Regions from separate parts of the Homo sapiens genome. Here region 1 is linked to region 2. Evidence: chromatin contacts called from ENCODE Hi-C data. All regions are on one chromosome and are shown on one strand. Each heading gives the region's core, a stretch centred on a gene start or an enhancer-like site at or near the end of the contact. The rest is flanking DNA. Distances are from core to core; before and after follow the strand shown.

What was found. A loop is a pair of places that touch in the nucleus more often than their neighbours do. Pooled maps may share reads with other maps.
Region 1: a loop to region 2 is called in a map of CD8-positive, alpha-beta T cell, with 31 times the contacts of the local background. The contact joins the promoter of ATP5MJ here to the promoter of CINP in region 2. A Hi-C loop is called at or near these places in 2 of 168 maps with a recorded cell type or tissue (CD8-positive, alpha-beta T cell and naive thymus-derived CD4-positive, alpha-beta T cell), 1 of 37 single-sample maps with no recorded cell type and 10 of 50 pooled maps.

The regions. Positions count from the first base shown.
Region 1 is chr14:103,920,279-103,923,340 of GRCh38, reverse strand. It overlaps ATP5MJ (ATP synthase membrane subunit j), which reads left to right and starts at 1,812. Exons shown (of 4, transcript NM_004894.3): 1 at 1,812-1,871. RefSeq lists silencers at 1,619-1,788, 1,675-1,847 and an enhancer at 1,482-2,157.
Region 2 is chr14:102,361,151-102,364,291 of GRCh38, reverse strand. CINP (cyclin dependent kinase 2 interacting protein) reads left to right here and starts at 1,402. Exons shown (of 5, transcript NM_032630.3): 1 at 1,402-1,447. The coding sequence starts at 1,441. TECPR2 (tectonin beta-propeller repeat containing 2) reads right to left here and starts at 1,351. Exons shown (of 20, transcript NM_014844.5): 1 at 1,176-1,351. RefSeq lists silencers at 818-907, 948-1,357.

The DNA.
Region 1 (3,062 bases), core at 563-3,062, 1.6 Mb before region 2:
GTATTTTTGGTAGAGACGGGGTTTCACCGTGTTAGCCAGGATGGTGTGGTGATCCGCCCGCCTTGGCCTCCTAAAGTGCTGGGATTACAGGCGTAAGCCACCGCGCCTGGCCTCTGTAAGGCTTTTTGAATCTTTGGCATGATTTTTTTCTCATCACTTTTGGAAAATTCTCAGCCATTAGCTCTTCAGATATTTCTGCCTCACCTCTTTAATTTCCTTCTAAGATACCAATTACCCATATGATTGGTATCTTTCCTGCTGTATCCCTCTTATTTTCTGAATGGCTTCTTCGATCTTGCAGTTTATTCTTTAACTGTCTAATCTGCCAAATCCATCCAATTTTTTGTTTTGTTTGTTTGAGACAGAGTCTCGCTCTGTCGCCCAAGCTGGAATACAGTGGCGCCATCTCAGCTCACTGCAGCCTCCACCTCCAGGGTTCAAGCGATTCTCCTGCCTCAGCCTCCCAAGTACCTGGAATTACAGGTGCGCACCACCACCACACCCAGCTAATTTTTGTATTTTTAGTAGAGAAGGGGTTTCACCATGTTAGCCAGGCTGGTCTCAAACTCCTGAACTCAAGCAGTTTGCCTGCTTTGGCCTCCCAAAGTGCTAAGATTACAGATTACAGGCCTCCCAAAGTGCTGAGCCACTGCGCCCAGCCTCCATCCAATTTTTATTTGGCTTTTTTTTTTTTTTTTTTTTTTTTGAGATGGCGTTTCACTCTTGTCGCCCAGGCTGGAGTGCAAAGATCTCGGCTCACTGCAACCCCTGCCCTCCGGGTTCAAGTGATTCTCCTGCCCCAGCTTCCTGAGCAGTTGGGATTACAGGCGCCCACCACCAAGCCCGGCTAATTTTTGTATTTTTAGTAGAGATGGGGTTTCGCCATGTCGGCCAGGCTGGTCTTGAACTCCTGACCTCAGGTGATCCGCTCGCTAAATTTTTTTCTTTTATGATTTCTAGTTCTCTACTGGAAAATATTTCTGAAAAAAAAAATATATATATATATATATATTTTTAAGACTATTAAGCCCAGTGTCTGGAGCCCCTGTGGAAGTTTTATATTATCTGCTGAGAAGAATATGCACAGAATACAGACATAAAAATATGCAGAGCAGGCCGGGCGCGGTGGCTCAAGCCTGTAATCCCAGCACTTTGGGAGGCTGAGGCAGGTGGATCACCTGAGGTCAGGAGTTCAAGACCAGCCTGGCCAACATGGTGAAACCCCGTCTTTGCTAAAAATACAAAAACTAGCTGGGCTTGGTGACCAGCGCCTGTAATCCCAGCTATTCAGGAAGCTGAGGCACGAGAACCGCTTGAACCCGGGAGGCGGAGGTTGCAGTGAGCCGAGATCGCGCCACTGCACTGCAGCGTGGGCGACAGAGTGAGACTCCGTCTCCAAATATATATATTTTATACATGCAGAGCTAAATAATTAACAATAGAAAGGGACAAGACACACCACTGAAATGGGAGACTTGACTTAGTCTTTAACGTCACAGTAAAGAGGGTCCCTTTTCTTAGGTTAACCAACCCTCCCGGTATGTCTAGAACTTTCCTAGTTTCAGCGTTGAAGGTCCCGCGTCCCAGGAAACCCATCAGTCGTGGGAAGATGTGGAGGATTAGCCAGCCCACAGTGACACACGCGGGCACACCCCTAACGCACCCTCTCCCCGCCCCTTCTTGCCTGCGACACCAGGCGGCCGCCGGGGGCGCTGTGGTGCGGAGGCGCCGCTGGGGAGGCACTCTGGCCTTGCGGCGTCTCTGCTGCTTCCGCCTTCCCGGCATCCCCTGCGCGCGCCTGCGCGCTCGGTGACCTTTCCGAGTTGGCTGCAGATTTGTGGTGCGTTCTGAGCCGTCTGTCCTGCGCCAAGGTGAGTACGGGGACCTGGACCTGGCTCCCGAGGTGCGAGACGGCGGGGGCGGGAGGGCGAGAAGCCGCCTTGGCCCCAGCTGATCTTGGGGTTCCACCCCTCCGCCGGCACGCGCCTGCTTTTCTGCCCGGCTTTCCCTTCTCTGAAGGGAGGTAGGCCAGGGTCGGTTGCCAGAGGGAAGCATCGCCTAGGCCTGCGCCGCGTTTCCCTCCTTGGCCTTAACGCGCTCAGTGCACCTGAATTCTCCCACGGTTTTGACAGGGAGCGTACCTTGGCCTTGAGAGGTTCAGCTGCCTAACCCAGAGGCTACGCAGAGTTAGAGAAGCCAGAGTCCAAGCCAAGAACTCTGACTCCACATCCAGTCCCTTCTCTCCTTTATAACTCAAGTTTCCTTGCGCCACACTGCCCTCCACGTTATGCTGTACATGACAACTTGGGTGAGGCAACAGGGAAGCTGAAAAGAGATCATACGGTGCTGAATGAAATTGTATGGAACTCGCGGGTCAGACATTTCCCATTTCCAGTGTCAGGTAATAGTTCGCCCTTAATGTAATGTGCCAAAACTTTGCAGACTTAAGTGGATACAGTAGACACACGTTTGGCCTATGAATAAGATGGATTTTTAAAAGGTCTGGTGCTGTAAAACTGACACACACAGCTAGGAAATGTGCCTGGGCAGAATGGACTCAAGAAAGGGGCCGGCCGGGCGCGGTGGTTCACGCCTGTAATCCCAGCCCTTTGGGAGGCTGAGGCGGGCGGATCACGAGGTCAAGAGATCGAGACCATCCTTACCAACATGGTGAAACGCCGTCTCTACTAAAAATACAAAAATTAGCTGGGTGTGGTGGCAGGCACCTGTAGTCCCAGCTACTCGGGAGGCTGAGGCAGGAGAATCGCTTGCACTCGGTAGGCGGAGGTTGCAGTGAGCCGAGATCGCGCCATTGCATTCCAGCCTGATGACCGAGTGAAACTCCGTCTTAAAAAAAAAAAAAAAAAAAAAAGTAGGGGCTGTCGTTTTATTATGTGTTGGGAATATGTAGCTGGGCGCGGTGGCTCACGCCTGTAATCCCAGCACTTTGGGAGGCCGAGGCGGGCGGATCACGAGGTCAAGAGATCGAGACCATCCTGACTAACACGGTGAAACCCCGTCTTTACCAAAAATACAAAAAATTAGCCCAGTGTGGTGGCACG
Region 2 (3,141 bases), core at 153-2,652:
GGGTGTGAGAAAACACAAAGTCCTGCAGCCTAAAAGACCAGGAATCGCTGGTGATCACAAGGAGCTACAGTGGCTTCATTCCCAGATTCTACCTATGCCTGGGATTTGCGTTTTGAGATTTCCCAGAACTCTGTCTACAAGACCTTGGCTGCAAGGAGGCAGTCCACAAGTGCAACTGGTCACTCCAATAGATGAGAAAAGGATGCACCCAGGCTGGTATCCCACATTCTGCCAACACATGGAACATAAGTCACAGAACAGAATAAAATTCCTGAATCCCAATAAGAGAGGAAGAAAAAAGTGCAGGGAAGAGAAATGGAGGTAGAGAAGGAGAAACTAAAGTCATGAGAAGTCAGAGACATATCAGAAGGGACTAGAGGGCGAGAACGCAGGCTAGCACAGATGACAGCAGGGGCTCCCCTTTACTGAAATGTACAGCGGCAGGCACCGTGCTTAACTTTACATGCACTGACCCATTTAATCCTCTTACCAAGCCAGAGGTAGAAACTATTCTCATCTCCATTCCACTGGTGATGAAACTGGAGCGGAGTGAGGTAGGGCACTTGCCCCAGCACAGAGCTAGGAAGGGGCCGCTGGGACCTGCCCGGCTCTGACTCCAGGACACCCCATCCTTTAACACTTACTACCTATTCTGCCTCCCATGCCTTCAAATAGGATTGGGAAAGGAGTCATTCACTTATCCACTCATCGAACACTGAACACCAACTGGATGAGTGTCAAGGCCTGGGGCCAGGCGCCGGTGGGCGGATGTAAGGGACGCGGGCTGCGAGTGGGGGACAGAACACGACGTCAATCTTAAGGCGAAGGAGCAGAGCCCGCGGCCAGACCGGCAGCCGGGATGCAGGGTGGGGCCGGGGGCCGAGGGCGCGGGACGCGCAGCGGAGGCCTGAGGAGGGGCGGGCGGCCCCTGTTCCCCGCTGCGGACCGCCGGATTCTGCGGGCGGCGAGCCAGGCGCTCCGTGTGTTGTGGCATTTAGTGTCCGCCACTCCGCGCGGGCGAGACCGCGGGCGAGGGAGACGGGGCGGACGGGCATGGAGACCCTGCGGGGCTGAGGCAAGGGAAGAGTGGCCCGGGGGAGGCCGAGGAGGGGCTCGGGGCCAGGCGTCGGGGGCGTCGGGGGCGTCGGGGCCGCTTGCGGCGTCGCCGGACTCACCTCCCGCGGCAGCCCCTCCGGACTCGTCGGCCCCGCCGGGCCGGAGGAGGCGGGATGGACTCCGGGCCGCGGGGGCTGCCGGGAGCCTGTTCCCTGGGCAACGGGGCCGGCACCGGGGCCAGCACCGAAGAGCAGCAGCTGGCTCCGCCGGGGGCTAGAGCGGCAGAGCCACAAGTGGCAGCGGGCGGGGCGGACGTGACGCAAATGCGTTTCCGGTGGGGTGGGCGGGGCTTCGCGTCTCCTTCTACGGATATCTGTGGACCTTATGGAAGGTGCGTGAGATCGGTTCCTTTCCCGGGGTGGGGTGGCTGTGAATGTTACTGCTTAGGCCGCAGGTTGGACCAGAAGCTCAGGAGCTCCCCGGATTACATGAGGTTAAATGGAGGTCCTCTGTCTTACCCCAGCCTAGCCCGCAGGCCCCTCGCAGCCTCTGCGAGCTGCTCGGGAGACAGTTTTGCCGAGCCTCCGTTTTTTCACATGTGCAGTGACAGATGAACGGGACGATATACGCAAATGAGTGTCAGCAGATCCGACATCCAAATTGTAATTATTGTCACTATAAATTAGTACTAACAGAGTTCACTGGGTACCAAGCCTTGCATGCTCATCTCGTCCAGAAACTCCTCTCTGAACTGCCCTCAGTCAGAACATTCTGCTTGTAATGAAAGCTGGCTTTCGCCTAGTGCTCAGTTTGCTGAGTACTGCTCCAAGCACTTTAAGTGGATCATCTCATTTGAACCTCACAGTGGTCCCATGAAGTAATGTCAACCCCATTTTGCAGATGGGGAATCGAGGCTCAGAGGGGATAAGTAACTTAGCCACTGTGCCCTCACCCTACCCTGTCCTGTGACGCTGATGACTGGTCTGTCTTTACCAGCCCTTGAGTTTCTTGAAGTCAGTTATGTTTTTGGTTCCTAAATATGTGCCCCGTATGAGTCAGGCTGACCATGAATCAGATGTGATCCTGCCCTCAGAATCTCCTGTTGGGGGGAAAACCCTTAGACAATTATAGAACAGGTGGTAAGAGCTATTCCTCCATTTACCTCATTTTATGCAAAGCCTCCTATGTGTGGAAGGTTTGAAAGAGAACGAGACATAGTTCCTACCCTAGTCGAATTTCCAGTTTAGCAGGGAATATAGACATTAAACAAGCAAATACACTCCACTGGTGAATATCATGATAGCAGAATTATAGGGTGTACCACATATCTAGTGGTGAGTCGTAACCCAACCTGGGGGATCCAGGAATACTTCTCTGTGGAAATGACTTTCTAAAAACCTAAATCAGATAATTTCACTGCCCTATCCAGAGCTCATTGCTCACTCCCCATTGTATTAGGTTGGTGCAAAAGTAATGGCAATTTTGGCTGTTAAAAGTAATGGCAAAATCTGTTACTTTTGCACCAAGCTAATACTTAGAAGTCCAAACTTCATTTTTTTATTTTGTTTTGTTTTGTTTTGTTTTGTTTTGTTTTTGAGACGGAGTCTCGCTCTGTCACCCAGGCTGGAGTGCAGTGGCGCGATCTGGGCTCACTGCAAGTTCCGCCTCCCGGGTTCACGCCATTCTCCTGCCTCAGCCTCCTGAGTAGCTGGGACTACAGGCGCCCGCCACCACGCCCGGCTGATTTTTTGTATTTTTTTAGTAGAGATGAGGTTTCACTGTGTTAGCCAGGATGGTCTCGATCTCCTGACCTCGTGATCCGCCCGCCTTGGCCTCCTGAAGTGCTGGGATTACAGGCGTGAGCCACTGCCCTCGGTCCAACTTCTTATCTTGGCCTATTAGGTTCTAGTTGTCTGATCACCTACTCACGCACTAGTCCTTTTCTGTCTATTTCATTCCAGCACACTGGTTTTTTTGTTTGCTTGTTTGTTTTGTTTTGTTTTCTGTTTTTTGAACTCACCAACCTCATTATCATAATTAGGGCACATACTACTGACCTACCCTATTTCTGGCTTTTCATCATTC